Linked DNA regions of Mus musculus: regions 1 and 3 are each linked to region 2. A link is a loop called in an ENCODE intact Hi-C map of the cell type or tissue named here. Cell type or tissue: gastrocnemius. All regions are shown on one strand. Each heading gives the region's core, and the rest is flanking DNA. Links, peaks and the distances in the headings are about the cores only.

What was found. Peaks named below come from ENCODE experiments on the same cell type or tissue, not always from the same donor. Only the 100,000 strongest peaks of a DNase experiment are listed, where the experiment ranks them.
Region 1: a loop joins it to region 2, with 6 times the contacts of the local background. A loop is called at or near these places in 18 of 42 quality-filtered maps.
Region 3: a loop joins it to region 2, with 11 times the contacts of the local background. A loop is called at or near these places in 30 of 42 quality-filtered maps.

Annotation. Positions count from the first base shown.
Region 1 is chr3:144,527,541-144,534,516 of GRCm38, forward strand. The region is part of intron 1 of Hs2st1 (heparan sulfate 2-O-sulfotransferase 1); the gene reads right to left. Gm43560 (a long non-coding RNA gene) reads right to left here. Exons shown (of 2, transcript XR_003954573.1): 1 at 1-6,976. Among named protein-coding and RNA genes, the nearest start is that of Gm43560, 3.9 kb to the right of the region's middle. In gastrocnemius, for the core only: a CTCF peak has its summit at 3,600 (motif pointing right); a DNase peak (open chromatin) is centred at 3,776; H3K4me3 peaks cover 736 bases; H3K27ac peaks cover 1,641 bases.
Region 2 is chr3:144,613,358-144,620,333 of GRCm38, forward strand. No RefSeq gene overlaps it. Among named protein-coding and RNA genes, the nearest start is that of Selenof, 46 kb to the left of the region's middle. In gastrocnemius, for the core only: no CTCF peak of the experiment used is centred there; a DNase peak (open chromatin) is centred at 3,858; H3K4me3 peaks cover 683 bases; H3K27ac peaks cover 1,987 bases.
Region 3 is chr3:144,450,101-144,457,076 of GRCm38, forward strand. Hs2st1 (heparan sulfate 2-O-sulfotransferase 1) reads right to left here. Exons shown (of 7, transcript NM_011828.4): 3 at 3,852-3,937. Among named protein-coding and RNA genes, the nearest start is that of Gm43707, 59 kb to the right of the region's middle. In gastrocnemius, for the core only: a CTCF peak has its summit at 3,727 (motif pointing right); a DNase peak (open chromatin) is centred at 3,713.

The sequences.
Region 1 (6,976 bases), core at 2,219-4,718, 86 kb before region 2:
ACTTTTGAAACACACTTGAATAACTAATACCATGCCTACTGATGGAAGAGACACAAGCATTTATGTAAGCAGGTCTTTATCTCGGTGTTATTTATCATACTGAGATGCTAGGTGTAATGTGTGAGTACAGAGTGCTGGTTAAAAGTAACCTCCCGCTCGGATGCTTGCACCACCACCATTCCAAGTGCCGCATCAGTGACTTCTGGATGCTCAATAGCTTGTAAGCACTAGGACTGCAAGATAAGTTTATAAGGAAAGAAATTTTATTTCCTTAATTTTAGAAATTAAATGAAAAAGAACCTTATTGTAAGTCTGTGGGAATGGGAGAACTGTGATCTGACTCCTATGCATGGTAGGTAGTATGTACTGTCTATGTATAGTAATATGTATAGCATAACTTGCGCTATACTGCTAGGCTCTCGTGTCCTCTGGACCAGGTGCTAGCTGACTGTGCACGAGAGGAACAATGAACAGGTATCATCTGCAGAAGTCAGAGGCTGGGTCAGGAGATGAAAGACACACAGCCAAGTGCGCAGGCAAATTAGTTAATCTGCTTTGGCTCCTAGCCGGTTCCACACACTGCGCCCGCCCAAGAGCTCTGGATTCACAAATGAAACACACACACACACACTCACACACACACTCTCTCTCTCTCTCTCTCTCTCTCTCTCTCTCTCTCTCTCACTCACCAGCCAATTTTGATATGCCTTGAGTAGCTCAATGGCTGGACACTTCTAACTTCTCTGCAGCTAACACACACACCCCTCCAGTATTCCTGGCATAACATCTTCTAAATCTATATTTTATCTTTGCCACCCTGTTATCTTCTGGGCACCCACCCTGCTCCAAATAGGGTCACTTTCCCTTTCCACCTACATTGATGGATGATTTTTCTCCTGCAGCTCTTAAATCTGACCACTCTCCCTTCAAGTCATGGCGATTCTCCTCTTCCTCCCATCTCCCAGTCCCTTGCCCGCACAATTTCAAAGTCCTACTCCATCTCCCTGCCCAGCCATTGGCTGTACAGCAATTCTTTATAACCAATTGAAGCCAGCTGGGGGCAGGGACCCTCAGGTCTGGAAGCTTAGCTTTTGGGAGCCAAAGTAAGACAAAAGCATTAGAACCAATTCCCAACAGCCCAGTTCCAGGTCCCCAAGCCCTGCGGCCTCAAACCACACAATCTGCATAGGAAACAAGCAGGTGAAATGGCTCACGCCCAAAGACAGCCAGATGGGCACAGGGCAAGCAAGACCCCTCAGAGGGATGTCATTTACAAATAAATTTTTAAGTAAAATGCCTGGCAACCCTGACAAGATACTTCAGAGTAGTTCAGGAATCAAAGAATACTAGATTCAGTGTGAAACCAAATGTTATCTTCCATGGGGCGGGGCTCAGTGGAAGAACATCTGAACAGCACATACAAGAACGGGCTTCAGGAACAAAAAGGGGACAAAAAGGAAAGGAAAATGTCAAGAACCCCAGTTACTCCAATGCCCACCTTGGCCTCGCCCAGCCTTGTCTGCATCAGAAGCAGCTAACCACTGTTCGCTCTGCCTCTGGAGTAGGACAGGCTAAACAGGCAGGGCAGGGGTGGGAGGTGGGGAGAGAGGTCTGTATTAACAACATTAAGGAAATAATCTCAGAGGGAGGAAGAATAGCAGGGAGAAGATGGCTTAAGATGAGAGAGAAGCAGGAGTAGTTTCCTAAGGAAAATGTATATATCTAAACACCACATATTTGGAACAACTTTAAATGCAATTAGTACCAAAGTTTAAGAGAAAAAAATTATTACATTCCTTCAGTTTATAAACATTAATTTATAAACTGTTCAACTGGATAATACCTTTATATCCTTCATGCAAATAAAAGGGAATGAAATGAGTTCAACAGGGTTGCAATTAATTTTCCAAAAAACATGACCCTTCATGCTTGTGGTGCTGAGAGGAAACCCAGGGAGCCATACATGTCCAGCAGCTTTCTACACCAAGAAGCAGCATCAGCCCTGACCACATGACTGCCAACACAGACGTTTTACATTATACACACAAGATGTGAATTTATCTATTTTAAAGCATATAGCAGATCAAAGGCATTTAAACAGTCTACAGACATAGACGAGTTTAGAAGATCCATATGCTTCAGATTGGAGAATTACAGTTAGTGAACCAAAGGTAAAGAGAAACAAAGAATCCCAAGCCATATAAACACCATTATCTCTGAGCCAGAACTTCAAAACAGAAACACACGCAGAATCTGTTTTTCTGTCTGTTATGTTTGTGTATGTTTTCATCAGGGTTTCTTTAAAAAAAAAAAAACAAAAACACTGACTTCTCATTTGAGTCACCAAGTAGACTTTTTAAAAGGCAATGAAGCCTAGCATGACTGTTTTGTTAGGTCCTTGCCTCTGGATGGAACTCCTACTTCACTCTGCACAGGCAAGAGCATCTCTCAAGGAGTGTCTACCAACTTATCTCATCCCCTTCCAAGGCTGAAGGTACAGCACAAGACCTGGATCCCGAGAATACCATATCCTCCAAGGACAGACTCTCCAACGTGGAGACAAATACCACTAAGGACAAGAGAGCAGAAGCGAGCGCCTTGTAGGAACCAGTCTGATCTTGCCATGCTGACAGTCAGTTGTACAGACCTCTTTGGGCATCCTGCAGAATCAGAACTAATAATCAACCAGCCCGTAGCCCAGCCACAAGTGCTTGAGTATGCAAATGTGTCCCCAAAACTCCTCTCTATAGGAATGCAAAGCTCATGTTGGTACCCAGTGATTCGACAAGGGGCCCTGGGCCCTTCATTTGTTCCTCCTAACATGTTAGATCTCTGTCCTCTACCTTTCAGCTCCGCTCATCCTTTCAGCGGGTGTATTTGGAGGGTGGCTGGGCTGCTGGACCTGGGGCCTGTGCTCCCAAACTCCAGTTTGCTGGAGAACAGCCCCAGAAGCTGTTAGCATCAGAGGGCTTTTGTTTTGTTTTTGTTCTGTTTGTCTTTGCATTTCAAAAAACAAAACATAGTGGGTTAAGATTCCATAAAATTAGTGTCAACTTCCCTTAGTCCTGGCTGCTGTGTCAAAGTCCCTTAGTCCTGGCTGCTATAAATATTGCTGAGAGTTCCCAAGACTGTCACTAGAGTAAAATTACCAAACCAACACAGGCAGGAGCAGGCCTTTTTTTCTGCCAAATTCATTTTTTCTTTTTGTTTTTGTTTTTCTTTTTTTCTGACGAAGGTAAAGTCCTATATTCCTTGTCTATTTCTTTACCTGTGACATTTTAAAGTGTGAGGACTACATCTCCAGGTGTCTAAGGACTACCTCCTTATCTTACAGTCAGATTTTAATAACTGGCTGGAGACTTTTAACACCAAGTGTTGTTTTTGTTACTCTACCAATAACCACCCCCCTCCCCCCATACTTAATTAAATAGAATCTCTAAAAATGGAAAACCATGTACTGCAAATTTAAAAGAAAAATTCACCTAAGTGATTTTTCTCAATCAAGTCAGTTTTGGGAAACCATGGGTCTCTCCAAGACAATAATTAAAATTTACTTAAGGTCAAACTAATATGAAGCCAGAAGAGGGCAGCAGGTAGCTATTCTGCAAAACTAAATATGCAAATATATAAATAACTATAAGGTACAAAGTAGAGAGTGTTCTCCGGGAAAGGCCCACAGAGACTCAGATATTCTCAGAGAAATTGCCAGCCTCCAGTGAGAAGTAATGAGCGACCTGTAAGAAGCAAGCGAGTCAGCCAGGAAATGTCAGGACGTGCCTGGCAGGAGTGAGAGTGGTGAGAGTCCAAGAGCAGAGCCTCCTCCACCTGTCAGGAGGTAACTACAAAAGAAGACAAGAGCTGGAGCGATTCCTGAAGCTTAACCCTCAGGAGCAACCCAGCTACAGCGGGAACTGTTGGAATCACAGAGTGAAAGAACATTAGGGACAGAACAACACAAAGAAGCAATGGAAAGCATGTCTGATGGAAAGGAAAGGTCCTCATTTTTAAATCAAAGCTTTATGACGTTAGCAATGGAAAGGAAACTTAATATTCTGGAGGTGCTGGGCTGTGTGCGAGTGGCTGCTACAGTACAGGCACTTATGGCACCGATCTGCAGCACAGCATGGGCTGGGGGCAAAAGCACATACATACATACATACATACACATAATTAAAAATGAAAGAATACATCATTAAAATATGACCCAGAGTTTTCTAATCTTTGCTTTTAGATCACTTAGAAGTTTGCAACTGTGAGACAAATAGTGAAGAGTCAACCAGCACAGGAATAGCTGTGCAAACCCACCCTGACTTCCATGCACAGCTAACGCAGCTGATGCACACACAGTTCTGCCATCCGCTGTATAATTCAGATGGTATTTCTACATCCTCCATTGTTACTGCTCTTCAGCATCCAACCAAACCAATCTGCACTCTCTAGCTGGAGCTGCACATTTAGACTACTGCTTCCTCTTAAACTTATTCATTTAAGTGAGTGTTTGTGTGAGAGAGACTGTGTGCATGTGTGTGCGTGTGTATGTAAAGAATACTTATAGAAGAGACTCCAAAATACATTTAGCCTTAAAGCCTGTTGAGCACATATGTATTACTCCTTCCTCTCAACCTTTAGGAGGCAGGGTTTACAAGCTGGTCTCGAATTTTCCATCCTTGCAGCTCAGCCTTCCTGGCGCTAGCTACCAACCATATGTTTTTGGTAAAAAGAAAGAAAGAAAGAAAGAAAGAAAGAAAGGAGGGAGGGAGGGAGGGAGGGAGGGAGGGAGGGAGGGAGGGAGGGAAGGGGTTGAGATGGGAAGAAACTTTATACAGCCCCTTTCCAACATAAAAAAGACCCCTTTCCATTGCACCAGGTTTTCCAGAGCTGAGCCCCAGAAGAGACTCACGACTTCAGAAGTCAGTTAGCCATCATCCGAGATCTTCGATATCTAGCTGGCCACCACATCCTGGTCAGCCCAATGCTATCCACTCATGCATGTGAATCTGACACTTGGTATAGCACCATGGCTGGCTGAGTGCTCTGCAGGGTGCTGATCCTGGGCGAGCCTGGCCCTTCATGCAGGGTGAGCACTCACTGTGACTCCAGGGCACCACCACCTACAGCATCCCATGTACAACTTCAAATGGCAGAGCTGGGGATGATTTCAGTGTCTGCTCTTACATCCCAGATAATCTAGGCCAAAGACTCAAGGATAGGAAAGGGGCTCCATTTGATAGAATCCAATATATTGTCAAATTCTTTAATTAGGAGGACCTCTGTAGGTAACTAGCAAAAAAAGAAGAAAAAAAAAAGTGACCCAAAGTCTCAAGTGAGAAAAACCTCTCCAAAAACAAACTATTTTATGATAAAATACAGTAGCAGAGTATAACAGTTATGTTTTTCTGGTATAAGAGTCTTTTTCATAGCAGCCTATAAAACAAAATAAACAATCAATAGTTCTTTCTCACCACATAAGGTTGCTCTCCAACTTACAATGACTGATTTACCATTTCTAAATATTACAGTGCTGCATCCAGAAAAAGTACACTTTAAAATCTGTGATACATGGTGCAGATGACAAGCAATCCCCAGCAGGCTGACTCACGGGAGGTAAACAACTGACATTCTACAGCTTGCTCTTATGGTACCTAGCAGGCAAATACTAGGTAGAGCTTTTTCTTACTTACAAAGGGTTTTTTCAGGATACAACTACATCAAAAGACAAGCAGCAATTACACAGCTTTTTCTAAGGAGCACCAGATCAAAGTAGCAAGCAACAAATGATGATCTGAAGAGGAAAGTGGGCCTCTTTCAGCTTCCTTCTGTGTACATTCATATTGCTCAAACCAGGTTTGTCTGTCTGTCTGTCTTTCCTTTTTTCTTTTGAATTTTAAAAATTCCTCTTGGAATTTCTTTCTTACACATTAGATCCCTGCTGCAGTCACCCTCTCTCCTCTCCACAGATCTCCTCCTCCTCCTCCTTCCTCCTAGAGATAACACCCAGACAGGGCACATCAAGTAGCAGTAAGAGAATGAACATGCCCTCATACTGAGACTGGACGAGACAATCCAGGAAGAGAAAAGGGGACCCCAAAGCAGGCAAAGAGTCAGAGACACCCTCACTCCCACTGTTAGGAATCTCACAAGAACACCAAGCTACACAACCATAACGAATACCCAGAGGACCTAAGTCAGCCCCTTACAGGCTCCCTGGTAGGTAGCCCAGTTTCTGGGATGCCCTAGGATCCATGGTTGTTTGATTCCATGAATTCCATGAACCATTTTCTTTTGGTGTCTTTGACCCCTCGGCTCTTACCTCTTCCTCACCCTCTTCTGAAAGACTCCCCTCCCTCCACCTAATGTCAAACCAGATTTTCAATACAGATATTTTTCTACGGCCAAAGTTGCCACATGGAAATATTTGTTTTAAACTCTGCAGCTCAAAATACAGAGACCTTAGTATGTTGTAAAGCATTTTTAAGGACTTGATTCCTTTCCAGCCACTGAATCAGACAAATTATTCCTTATGAAAACCTGAATTAACCTAGGTTCCCTAGTGGCCCCTTTCCTCTGAAGGTGGGACAATCCTGCCAAGAATGGCGTACTCACCCCTGCAATCCCAGCTCTGACACTGGGGAAGGAGGGTTGCAGCAAGTTTCAAGTCAGTTTAGGCTTAAATTATAAAGTGACGCTCTGTGTATCCACCTCCCACGCATACACAAATAAAACAAAAACAAAAAACCAACTAGGACAGAGGGAACGGGGCAGCTCCGTGAGCGTGTAGTTCATATACCCAAAGGCCAGACCCTGGGCTGTGGGCGAAGGATTCAGTACAGACTTAGGCTAGCACCTTAAGCACTGGAACTGGACGGAGGGTGGGAACCTGGGTGCAATTCAAGGCACCATAAACAAAGCAGAAATCTCTGTGAGTGCAAACTTTCCAACAAGGAGTCAGCATTACCGCCTGTTTCTTTCTCAAACA
Region 2 (6,976 bases), core at 2,399-4,898:
TGGATTCCATTACAGATGGTTGTGAGCCACTATGTGGTTGCTGGGAATTGAACTCGGGACCTCTGGAAGAGTAGTCAGTGCTCTTAACCACTGACCCATCTCTCCAGCCCGGGAGCATGTGTTCCTGATAAAGTCCCTGAGAAGCATTCCATAGCAGTCTCAGGTCTGCTAAAGCCGACAACAGAGGAGTGATAGGGGACAGAGATTAGCAAGACCTCACTCTTTGCTTTGTTTTTATGTGTTGTTAATAGGGCCAGTTCGGTTTGGTTCAAGAACGACTCACTCTTAGGTCAGTGGGATGGCTCGGCAGGTAAAGGTGCTTGCACCAAACCTGACAGCCTGGGTCGAATCCCTGGGACTCTTAGGAGAAAATTAAGTTACCGTCTGACCTCACATCCTATGGTACCTGTAGTCCCCACCTCCCATGATAAATAAATAAAATGTCATCTAGAACAAGACCTACTGATTTTCATCTAGCAGGGACATGGACCTGGGTTGAATAAGTGAGGTCACAGGTTGTTAGGGCATCAGGCAGACACACAAGGGCTGATAACCAAAGCCTGCAGTTTACCTTTCCCTGACACACTCCCATACTCCCTGGCCACCACTTCTCAGTTTCCATCTCTGATCCCTCCCACGGACCACATTCGAATGTGCTGTGCATCCCACGCCAGGCTGTGCCATAATAAACTGCACCATCTCCATCTTCTTCCAGCTCACCCCCCTGCCCTTCCATCTAACTAACCTCTCACAATGGCTGCAAATATGTCTTCCTTCTTATTTGGTGTCGCCTGCATCGCCTGTTAAACTGCAGGTGTCACAAAGGCTGAACACTGTTCTAGCTACTGCTGTGTCTGTGGGACCCGGTGCAGTGTCTAGCACAAAGGAGCTTTATAAACACTTATCTAACGCAATGACTTGTTCATCCTCAGGACCAGATCATTGTCCCAGTAATCCTTTCCAGTTGAAGTTTCCTTACTCTTCACCCTCCAGGGGCCTGCTCGATGCCTCTCACCCACATCAGCCCCCGTCTTGTAATGAATACAGAATTCCAGATCTGTGCTGTGTAACTTAGCACCCCATTAGACCCCACACCAGTGATGTTCTTTCCATCTTCTGGTAAAGATGCTGGTGGCTATCCTCTGCCACTCCTAGGACATCTGCTTGCTCTGTAAACATGTCGCTCTTTAGAAGCAGGTACTTAAATCTGATATCTGCAACTTGCCATCAGGAGCTCTGCTGAGCGCTAAGGATGAGGACTGCGGTATTCGGCTTTCAAATAAATCAGCCTAATTCCAGGAAAGTCTGAGTAGCTGCAGGAAATTAGAGAGCTAGAACAAGCAGCCTTGATCCAAAGAACACAAAATCTTCCATACAGCAAAGTCATTTCCTAAGAAGGGTGATAAATCCCACGGACGGGAACATTTGGGCCCCGTCTCTTCCACAGATCCCGACCTTCCCCTGTCAGAACACCCCCACCCCCAGCCCCTCATTTTATAATCACTGGAGAAGATTCTGCCCAGTGACAGCTTCTGGGATCCTTTCATCTGTGGTGATTTACTGTAGTCCCTTGTTGGACGGCCTGCTCAAGACTTTGCAGGTGCACCCTACCCCACGCCTGCTCTGCTTCTCTGGGGAGATTTAGTGGCAGTTATGTTTCAACTTCCTTGGCAGGATCACGCGCCCTCAAACACGAGCCACTGCAGAATAGACTTAGAGCAAGAATGGCTGCCCCGAAAGTTTCCACTTGGTGATAGGAGTGATAAATTAGTCTCTTTACCATTAGGTAATCTGTAACATGCCAGATTAATTAAGGTCATATTTTATCAAATTGAAGCTTGTATCAGAGCCCTTTCCAATGTTGTGATATAAATCTCAAACTGGCCTAATCCGGAAAGGAAGTGAGCAGCAGCCCTAACTGAAGAGTCCAGTGGTGTCTGGCTTTCCATACAGCCTCAGAGAAGAGAGATCATTAGCCCATTGCCTGACTTTTTTATAAGATTAATTTTTATTTTTACTTATGAATGTGTGTCTCCCACATGTATGTGGGTACCTGCAGAGGCCAGAAAGGGTGCAGTATTCCTTGGATATGGGATTATCAACTTCCTGATGTGGGTTCTGGGAACTGAACCCAGGCCCTATGGAAAAGCATTCCGCCCTGAGCCATCTCTCCGGGCCCCATCAAGTGCTCCTGTAAATAGTTTTAGTGGCACGAAGCCACGTAACTTCTTTACACAGTGTCTAAGGCCGCTCTCAAGCCATAATGCGTTGGGTCCTCGCAGGAATGATCTGATATATTTATGATCCTGCCTTTTCCAGTAAAAGCTTGCCAGCCCCTGGCTCCAGGGCTCGGATGATGTCATCAGGATTCTCAAGCCATCCATTGACTACATACAGTCTTTCTCCCGGGTGACCTTGCTCTCAGCTTCTTTCAGTTCTGATATTCCTTCCTGCAAATAGCCTCAGTTGAAAGATCATTTCTTTTCTGGTAACTCTTTGAAAAGCCCTTGAAGTGACTCTCATTGGCTATTTGGATGAGATACTCATCCTTCGATTGATGATCAACAGGGAGGAGGAATTATCCCACACGGCTTGCTCTGAGTTATCTGTCTAGCCCTGGTGGGGTTGGGGCCAGCCACATCCAGGACACATGGAGAGAGAATGATGGAGTGACCCTCCCAAAGGCAAAACAACAACAACAGCAACTAGCATCTCCGGGATGAAACCTCTCCTCCACCTCAAGGCTGGACACAGTCTAATCTTGGACAGTTCTCAGGATGTGTTAATGAGACTTGTGTGTGTGTGTGTGATCTCAGACCCCAAGGCAGTCCTAGTAATGACAATGACCTGTTATTGATGAGTTTTGATGCCAGACTACAGTAAGCATTTAATTAGAATTATCTTATTTATTCTCCAGACAACTATAAACTAGGTGTTTTTAACTTCTACTTTACAAATGAGAGGTTTAATAAAGGCCTGCTCGGAGGAAGCGGGGTGCTAAACAGCAAGCAATGGTGCAGCTTTATTGCGATTATTGTTATTAGAACGGCAGCAGAAGTCGTTTGTATCTGACCAACCTGAAATCAAGTCCTGGCTCTGTTCTCAACCCTAGGATTCACAGCTAGACAGTAAGTTACAAAAAGAGAAGGATCATGTTTGTCCTCAACCCTGGTCTTGTCAGTATGTCCCCAGTAGGCACACAGTAAAACACCCTCACAAACTTATATTAATGAGTTACAATCTCTAAGCCTGAAATTTTAAATGTGAAATATGCAAAATACATACACACACATAACTCTGGAAGAGATTTCATGATAGAGCACACACCGAACACTTGGGTTGGTGCCGGGTGTTATTTGCTGGCCCTCAATAAGTGTCCAATAAGTAGCAACAATTGCAGCGATTTTTCGAATACTTAACCACACCCTGTAATGCACAGATTGGCTCATCTGATTCTCAAGCCCCTGCCTCCACACTACAAGTGAACTGAGTCTGTATTCTTCCTTTGTCCTGAGTACTGAGGGTGTGTCCCGCCCTCTCACCAGTGAATCCAACTCTTTCTATTAACTCCCAGGACTCTGAGGCATTTCATTCAAGTTCTGCGAAATGATGGCTTCTCCTTTTCTCTCCTGCATTATTGGAAGAAATAAAAGCATCTTTCTTCAAAAACACAATGAAGACTTTTCTCTCAGCCCTCCTTCTCTTTCCCCCATTATTTCCAGAGAGCAAGGTTGGGTTGTAGGAGGCTCTGTTGCCTGGCAGGAGGCTGTAATTCACAGAGAGCCAACAGCTGGAGCCAGCCAGGCCCTGGCCTCACCAGCCCTCCCTCCCTGCTCCAGTAGGCTCTTCTTTCCCAGAATTGCCTGCTGCCATCTGCTGGCCATATGATGTCACTGCACTGATATCTCCTAAGTGTCTGAAGGAGCCTTCTTTCGGCTTCCCAGTATCTTCAGGATCCTCTGGTAGACAGTGCTTTCAGGGGGCATCTGGTAGACAGACAGTGCTAGCAGGGAGGGCAACAGAGAGTTTCGAGGTAAGGTGCTTGGGCCAACATGGCTGGGAAGAAGAAACTCACAGCTCAAACGAGGGAAGCTCAAACCATGAATCCTCCTTCCCTCTGACAAACACGCTTTCTTGCTCAGAGCCACCTGTTTGTTATCCCCAACCCATCTCCCACCCAACAGCACCCTGTTATTCTCTCAGCCACACCAGTAGCTCAAATAAGCTGTATTGCCACAGCAATCATACTACTTAATTTTTTTTCAAATAGTTTCCTGTGGAAAAGTTACAAGAATAGTTACAAAGAATTGCCCTACATCCTTCTTCCAGCCAAGTCCACTTAAGATTTTCCGGTGGAATCGGCAGCTTTTTATAAGCAGAGGATTCAAGCCAGGATCACACATTTTTTCTGCTTCCCATGAGTCTCAACGTCTTCCTCATTTGGAACATTCCTGACTTCTGCTTCTATTTTAGACTTCGGGATAGATGCTGACATTGTAAGCAGTTCCAGCCAGAGCTGTAGAGTGCCTTCAGTCCGTCTGATGCTGGCTAGTCAGCTTATGCATTATCAGCTAACACGTTAACACGTTAACCAGTCATTTCACGGCACTGACTCTGGTGACCCACGCTGTTTCCTGTGGTATGGCTTTGGATCACTTTGATGTGATTGTCTGTGTGTATGTCTGTGAATGGCACCCTAGGAGGTCAGAGGAAGTTGTCAGTCCCCTGGAACTGGAGCTACACATGGTTGTGAGCCACTGTGTGGGTGCCTGGAATTGAACTTGGGTCATCTGGAAGAACAGCCGGTGCTCTTGACCACTGAGTCATCTCCTGGCCCCATCAGCTTGGTTTTTATAATACAGTGCAGGACTACCACGTGCCAGGGGAATGGTGTCTCAAACAGTGGGCTCTCCAACTTCAACTAACAATTAAGATCATACCCTACAGACATGCCCCTAGGTCAGTCCAATACAGAGCAATCCTCCAGGTCCTTGGGTGAGAGTTCCTCTCAGCTGACTCTAGGGTGTGTCAGAGCTAACTACTTAAAGCTAACGGATAAAACTAACTAGGATGTTAGTCTTGCCATAGCTCGTGGCCCTGCTGGACCACTGCCTCTTCTGCTTGGCCTCGCCTGATACCTTTTTCAGACAGTTAGGGGAGGGGGTAAAAGGGAGAAAATGAAAAAAATACTGTGTTTTAAGAATAGAAAAAGGATGCCGGGTGTGGTGACACACGCCTTTAATCCCAGCACTTGAGAGGCAGAGGCAGGCAGATTTCTGAGTTTGAGGCCAGCCTGGTCTACAGAGTGAGTTCCAGGACAGCCAGGGCTACACAGAGAAACCCTGTCCCGAAAAACCAAGAAAAAAAAAAGAGAATAGAAAAATGTGCCCATTCTTGCCACTATTGTCGATCATGTGACATACAATTAATACCATGGATTACTGGAGGTACGATCTCCACAGACATGTCCACCTCGAGAAGACAATGACCGTGGCTCATCGTGGATTGTAGCTCCAGGGCCTAATGCAATGGCTGCTGCACTACTTCCTGTCTTCCCAACCACAGCATCAGGTCCGCAGAGCCTGGCTTTTGTGTGGGTTCTCAGAGCTGAACTGAGACCCTCACTGTGGGAAGCCGCCCCCACATTCGCCGTCACAAGATGGCGCTGACAGCTGTGTTCTAAGTGGTAAACAAATAATCTGCGCATGTGCCAAGGGTATTTCTCCACCCCATGTACTCTGCCTTCCCCGTGGCAACAACTCGGCCATGGGCTGCAGCCAATCAGGGAGTGATACGTCCTAGGCGAAGGATAACTCTCCTAAATAGGGACGGGGTTTCGCTTTCGTTTTTGGGTTTGAGTTTTGCACTCTTGCTCCTGAAGATGTAAGCAATAAAGTTTTGCCGCAGAAGATTCTGGTTTGTTGTGTCTTTCCTGGCCGGTCGTGAGAACGCGTGTAAGAGTTGGTGCCGAAACCCGGGACGAGAAAATCCGGGAAGAAAAAACCCGGAACAAAAAAACTCGGGACGGGAATTAACCATCACTGGCGCAAGGAAGATCCCTCATTCCGGAACCAGAACTGCGGGTCACGGTCATAAAGGTTCCCGTAAAACAGACTGTTGAGAAGGATTCAACTGCGTGAATTCAGAACTCTTCAGCTGGGGAACAGGGTACCCGTAAGTATAGCTTTACAAGGTAAGTCTGGTCTTGAACTTTCTAACGAAATTCAAGACAGTCTATCAGAAGTAAAGTGGGAAATAGCTTTACAAGGTAAGTCTGGTCTTGAACTTTCTAACGAAATTCAAGACAGTCTATCAGAAGTAAAGTAGGAAATAGCTTTACAAGGTATGTTTGGCCTTGAACTTTTTCTAGTGTTAGGAGCCTTTTTGTTCCTTTTCACATGTTATCAAGTGGTTAAGGCAGGGCTAAAAATTCTGGATGAAATTCAGGGCAATCTATCAGAAGTAAAGCGGGAGAGAGAGTAGGAGCAAAGAGGAAATATGGTACACAAAATAAGTATACAGGCCTTTCCAAGGGTCTTGAACCCGAGAAAAAGTTAAGGTCAGGTAAGAATACCTGGGGAGAGATTAGAAGAAAGGAAAAGGAAAAAGAAAAGAAAAAAGATCAATTAGCGGAGGTTTCTAGGAGAAGGAACCTATACTCATCACTAGATGAGCTCAAGGAGCCAGTTCTTAGTAGTTCTGAATCAGATGAAAAGGCTATTAGGGCCTGAAAGGCGCTCTCCCGAGCAGGTAAAGCCACTAGACAACTAACAAAGATCGTCCAGGGACCTCAGGAGTCCTTCTCAGATTTTGTGGCCAAAATAACAGAGGCAGGCTCTTGCAGCCTACAAAGTCTTATTGTCCACCCTGGAGTTGTAAATCAGGATTATAAAGGGGAACTTCAGGTTCTCTGTTCTTGTCCTCAAGTTGTCTTTTCTATATCACAAAGGGACAGAATAGCTCAACTAATAATTTT
Region 3 (6,976 bases), core at 2,769-5,268, 160 kb before region 2:
ACACACAGCGCAGCCGAGTAAGAGACAAAGCTAACAGGGTTTACCGGTTTAACCTCTGCTGACTATACAGCTTATATGGGGAGAAAAGCAAGTTCCATGGTTGGAGACTCTTCCGTCAATCCTGGCCAGGGAAGAAGGGTAGAAATGTATTTCTGTTCAAGGAGAGTAAACTACTGACCGGCAAGAATGATCCCCCTGGAAAGAGGAGTCCACTTGGTTGGTGTGAGGTGACAATTTTCCAACACATTTACACTTACATCTACCTGCCAGCCCAGCGGGCTCTCTAGAAGACACTTCAGACATCTATGCATGTCAGCTATGTGCTGCACAAAAGGAGCAACACTAGAATCGTTTCCTTACCAGCACACGTGCATAGCTGGAGGAAATAACCAAGAACAGCTTTAAAAGCCCGGGCACACGCAGGGCATCTGCAAGGAGCCTAATCTACTGGCTGGAGTCTCAAAGAGAGGCAATGGGGCTGGAAGGAGACAGCCTTGGGGAAAAACTGCATTCCGAGACTTCTGCAGTGCATTAGATTTAGTGCCAATCTTTAAACCATTATTGTTGTTGCTGTGCCGTGTGTGCTGTGCTTGTGTGAGGTCAGAGAAACTGCAGAAAAAGCTTCTCTCCTCACACGTGGGTCATGGGGACAGGCGCCTTTATCCCGAGCCTTCTTGCTAGCCATTCATTTGGCTTAAGTCTGGCGAGAAACAGTCTTATGTCATATCTCGTGCTGTACATATTTAGGTGGGACTCTTGGCCACAAATGGCTCATACTAGTGGCAGACTGCCTTTGCTTAGTTTCAAAAAATGAGTGACTTGTTGGCATCTGCTCGTCTCACTGATAATGATGCTGTGGTATCAAGGACAACTGATCTATTAGGGCAACTCCTATTCAATAAATGCTACTGATACATGAACAACATACATTTATATAGGACCGTTATAAATACTGTCTATTTTAGTAAGGCATAGTCTCTTCACTCCAGAAAGAAAGGGGGTTTTGATGAACCTATCCTTAGTCAAGAACTACAACTATTCAATTTGATATTAATCCTGGCATCTTGAAAATGTCCACCCTATATAAAGGAATGTTAAAGTCAATGGCATTAATTTGTCATCGCTCAACTCTCTGAAGACTGCTTATCACTAGGAAGAAAACAAACAAGGACTGAGCACTTAGAGGTGCTTCAGGAAACCACAAGGCTAAAACAAAGGGCACATGATAGAACCCCAATCAAAGCCGCTAGGTAAAAAGACATTTCTCTTCTTCTATCCTAATACTGTAGAGAAAATACAAAGGCAGGACTTGATCGAGACGTCTGTACTAGAGTGTACAAACACAAAGGATCTTTCACTTGTTGTTTTTCCACATTCTTTCCCTGAGTCTCCAGAAAACTCAACTATGTTTCAATTTTTATTATCTGTCTAATAAATTGGAAAATTAAACATCTTTCCCCCCCCCCACGAATTTACCATTTTTTCTAAGTTACAGCAAGTAACTTAGGGAATCACACCGAGCCAAGGACGCAGGAACCTGTACTTCCTTCTCTGCCCTTTCTTGAGACCTTCTTTATTTCATGTGTAAGGTGTTTTGCCTGAATGAATGTCTGTGTACCATGTCTGGCTGTGAGGCACAACGTGGATGCTGGGAGCCTGACCCACATCCTCTGGAAGAGCAGCCAGTGCTCTTAATCACCCACATATAGTATTTTGTGTGTGGTGGTACAGGGACTGAGTAAACCCAGGGCTTCTATCCTAACTAGGTGACTATTCTACTACAGAGCCACAGCTCAAGAGACATGTTTTTACTCAAAAAATCATTTAGCTGTGTTGTGCATTTGCTGTGCGTGTGAACACAGGAGTACATGTGTCACGGTGTACGGTGGTCAGAGGACGATCTTTCCTGTCATCCTTCCTTTCCCACTCCTTTGAGACAGGGTTTTACTGCTGCTGCCAGCAGTCACTGGCTGGTGAGCCGCCTCTGTCCCCTACATCTCTCCATGAGTGCTGGGACCATATGTAGATGCCTGAGCTACATACCTGGTTTCCACATGGGTTCGAGGGATTCAAACCTGGGTCCTCACAATTGTGATCCAAGCAATTTTACCCATGGAGCCGTCTTCCTAAACCCTCACTTTAAAATGTGAGATAGGATCTCGCTAAGTTGTCTGGGCTGGCTTCAAACATGTAATCCTCCTGTACCAGTCTCCTTGGTAACTAAAATTACAGGTATACGCCACCACACTCAGTTCAATAACATGTTTTGAAGAATAAGGTACTCTAAATTGGCAAATGATGTTTCTCTCTTCCTTCCTCAATCATGGAGTTTATGACTATCAAGCTAAGGAATGGTCACATCTACAATATTTCTTGACTGTATACAGTAGAACACATCAAACAACTTCCTCTAACTGATTCCATTTAGCTATTTATTTAAAATTGTCATTCTATTAAAATTTTTACAATATATTATTATTTCCAGTAACATGAGCCACTATGAAAATATTCAAACCCAGTGTGGCTGTCAGTGTTTAATAAGATTATTCTTTAAAATGCTTTATCCGTTTCAAGTTCAAGTACCTCGGTGAACATCAGAGCCTTGTTCTACATACAAGACTGTGCCCAAAGCCAAGGCACTCAATGTATAACTTTAATAATGAAAACCTACAGTATTAGAATCCAGGCCATGTAGAGAAAGAAAAGCCCCAGACCACTAGGTGAAAGGTAAGACACTCTGAGTGAAGGGTAGCGTAGCCCTCAGGGAACACGCACATGTGAATGAAGTCTAGGAAACTGGTTCAGGGCCTCTGCAGAGAGAATTTTTAGTTTATTTTAAAGCCGCCTATAAAATGCTTTCAATATTGCAGTATGAATTATTTATAGAAAACTGTACACTTAACTTGAAAGTTACAATGTTACTAAAAGATCTTAGGGATTATGAGGGAAATCAAGATATATCACTTTATTGTGTAATATTCAGGCAATTCTTTAATTATATGATTTCCAGAGAAGCTAGGATGTCCCACTGTCTGACCCTACGGCACGCTGTTCTGTCCTTTTCCTTTTCCAACCTAAAAAGTGAAACCGAGACAGAGCGAGCTTCTCTTAGAGCAGACACCGCTGCTAAGGTAGAACCAGGCTGCGCATGCCCACTGTGGACAGTCACTTTCCGTCGTCTCTGAAGTCAGCAGAGGGTTATCAGCAGAGCACGTGCGTGTGGGCTTTTATTGTAACAGCGCCATGTGCTCCATGGAGAATGTTCAAACGGGTCTTATGTTTAGACTATTCCTTTTAACCAATTTTCTGATTACTCTTTAAAGATGCAAGGGCTCCCAAGGGGGCCACAGAATGCTTGAACACTGTGTATTCTGCAGTCTTTTGAACTTTTCTTTAAGAGAATTAAGACAAAATTACCGTGACTTATACAATCATATTCAAACATAAAAGAAAATTCTTAGTTTTTAAAAAGTCTCCCCTTATATCTCATAATTTCAAAGCTGAAACACAGTGGTTCGAGGAAAAGCATATTAGGGTACCAGAAACTGAGGGGGGTTTCTCTGTTCTCTGTCAGTGACCTGGTGAGCCCATTTGACTGACCGCACACTCGTGGAGTAATCAGCCGGCCTCCAGTACAGGTGAGAAACTGCCACAAGTCCCTAACATAACAGAATGTGAACTGTCATAATTAGCTCGAGACGTGTCCTTTTATGACCACTAGAGGGCAGTAAAGCACTGGAAGGAATATTTAAATCATCAGTGTACAAGTGGCCTGTCAGTGTGTCTAACACTGCTCACAGGCAGAGGACAGACAAAGCACTCTTCAGTACATCATTCTGGATGCTACTTACTTTGCAAAATCCAAGTAAGAGATGTGTCCGTGATAGAAGCCTGGCTTCATCTCGTTCCAGGTGGTTATGTTCTTCACAAAGCGCACCTAAAAGAGGAGGACATTCTCATTACCTCACTGCAATGGAAAGAAAGCAGACTCTGTCATCAACAAAAGACCTCCCACTCAGGAACGGGACCCAGTCCCCGCATTCATGGGGCTGGAAGGCCAGTTTGAAGTAAGAGCAGTCAGTGGAGTCTGAACGCACTACTTTACCACGGCCATGACCAGTGCAGTATACACAGTCTACACAGGGCGGGAGGTGGACGCAGGGGTGTACTTCACCCCCATGAGGGCAAATCATCACTGCCATCTTCACTGCGTTACAATCAATAAGAGATAAGCGGCTGGCACAGCTGCAAGAGACTTCGTGATGAGCTTGTCTGCAGTGGGACGAGCTGCACGAGGTACAGATGAAGGAGGGATACACAGATGGAAGGAGGGCCGGGGAAAGGTGGTATTTGCCCCTTTATCTTTGCACCTTGACAGAGTTCATTTATCTTATAGCTGTCTGCACCGCTGCAGCCGCTGCTCCATTAGAACCTGGGTTCTTCGGGCTTCAAACTTGAACTGACGGTAAGTTGCTCTTCAGGAACTCTCCAGACCTTCAGAGCCAGACTGGGGCTCCTGAGGCCCTGAGCCTTGTGCACTAGGCAGTTTCAGGGTTCTCTGTGGCTTCAGTGTGAAGGTAGCCCTTGTTGGACTACCCAGACAGCACTGTGCAAGACATTCTAACACTCGCTCTCTTTTATAAGGTTACTTATATGGACGCGTGTGCATGTATCTGCAGGTTTCTATACATATATGTACAGAAGCCATAAGATATGGAGCTGGAGATATGGGTGATATGAGCTGCCCACAGGGGGTGCTGGGAGCCAAACTCAGGTTATCTAAAGAACAAGTATTCTTAACCACTGATCCCTGATCCACTCCAAACCACTCCCCTTAACTATAATGCACATCCATAATACAAATGTAAAATGTGTGTGTCTTCTTTCTTCCTACTGTTTCTCTAGAGGACCCTGCTGTCTTCCTTAGGCTTTCTATTGCTGTGAGAAAACACCATGACCATAAGCAAACACAGGAGAGAGGGTTATTTCACTGACAGTCCAGCCTCAAGAAAAGTCACTGAGAGAACAAACAAGGCAGGCACTGATGCAGAGGCCTGAAGAATACTACTTCTTGGCTTGTTCCTCATGACATGTTCAGTTTGTTAAACAGTCTGGACCACCTGTTCAAGGTGGGCTTTCCCTTTCCCTGCAGGCCAATCCTATGGAGACGTTTTCTTTTCTTTTCTTTTCTTTTCTTTCTTTCTTCTTTTTTTTTTTTTTTTTTTTTGGATTTTTCGAGACAGGGTTTCTCTGTGTAGCCCTGGATGTCCTGGAACTCACTCTGTAGACCAGGCTGGCCTCCAACTCAGAAATCCGCCTGCCTCTGGAGGTGTTTTCTTAATTAAGATTTCTTCCCAGATGAGCCAACCTTAAGTCAAGTTGACATACAAATAGCCAGCACACAGAAAAAATACACCCCCTATCAAAAATACACACTGAAAAAGCAAGCAACATTCCAATCTAAAGAATTCTTTCTGTGTGCATATGAATACATGTATTATACAAGCAGAGATTCATACCCCTGGCTAGCCTCACGCCCAGCACATCTAGGGTGACGTCACATTCTTGGTCCTTCTGCCACTGCCTCCCAAGGCCTGGGCATACAGAGTTCCACCATACCAGCTCATTCTATATATTACATATTTTCTCTGACACAGCATTCGAAAAGCAATCACTTAAAGGACATTCTTCTTTATACCTCAGCAAATTGAAATACGACTAACAAAATGACTAAAGATGATTGTAAGATTTTTAAAGGTGGATATATAAGCTTGTTCAAATAAAAACATATAAGCTAGTCAAGTATCTAAAATTCTCTTTCAATTTTAATGTGTGGGTTTGTGCAATATAAGTGTGACTGCGGGTGAGTACAGGGTCGCCCCTCGCAGAGCTGGGGTTAGACTGTTTCGAGCTGCCTGGTGTGGGTCAGGGAACTGAGCTGAGGCCCTATGAGAGAGCAGTGGGCATCCTTGGTTGCTGCGGCAACGCTCCAGCTCCCAAGCGCTTCCTAACTTCCTGGAATTGGAAGTATACAAAAAGCTAACATGAGAAATTCTGTAAGTGTCCATTAATTATTTTTTTAAAAAAATTGAGAAAGAATTTTTAAAAAGAAAACAAGTAGTTAATTTAAACTGTTTGTGTGCCAGCAGCTATACAATTTCTCTGTACAATAAACAACAGCTGGTCAGGACTCTCTTCTGGAGACTAGACAGACACAGAGGGATGGCAGGGCCCACTCCTCTACACTGCAGGGAACCAAGCTGCAGCTTCAGTCCCGGGAGGCAGAGCCTACACTTACAGTGAGGTATCAGTCTTTCACCAACATTTAGATCTGAATTACACGGACCTACTCTACAGCACTGACCTCAGGCTACCAGCATTACAGCTGCTTCCTACAGAAGGCCTGCTGTGGGTTAGGGACAGGACAGATGCAGTCATGCGCTAGTGTGTCTGCTGGGAAATACAGTTCTGGGACAGTTTAGGTTTAAGGGGCTACATTATTGGCTGATACACTGATGTAAATGGTAGTGACACTATGAGCCAAATACATGCAAGTGTGTGTATGAGGTATTGTGTTCTTTCCTATTCATTCTTTCAATTCAGTACTAGGCAGAATAAAAATACAAAATAGTGAATGAAGAATAAACTGCACGATGACATGAAATGTACTTGTTATTGTTAATTATGTTGGGTCCTATGAAAACCAACTACAGTATTTCTAACCAAAAATAAAGAGCGGCTGGAGAGATGGCCCAGTGGCTGGAGCACAGGTTGCTCTTTCAGAGGAACCTGGTTGGGTCATCAGCACTTACATGTCGGCTTACAACCACCTGTACTTCTAGTTCCACGGCATCTGATGGCCTCTCTGGCCTCTGCGGTCACCAGCCATGCACATGCCACATAGACATATATATATGCAGGCAGTACATCCATACACACATGGGGTGGGGGTGGCAAAGAGGTGATCATTTTCAGA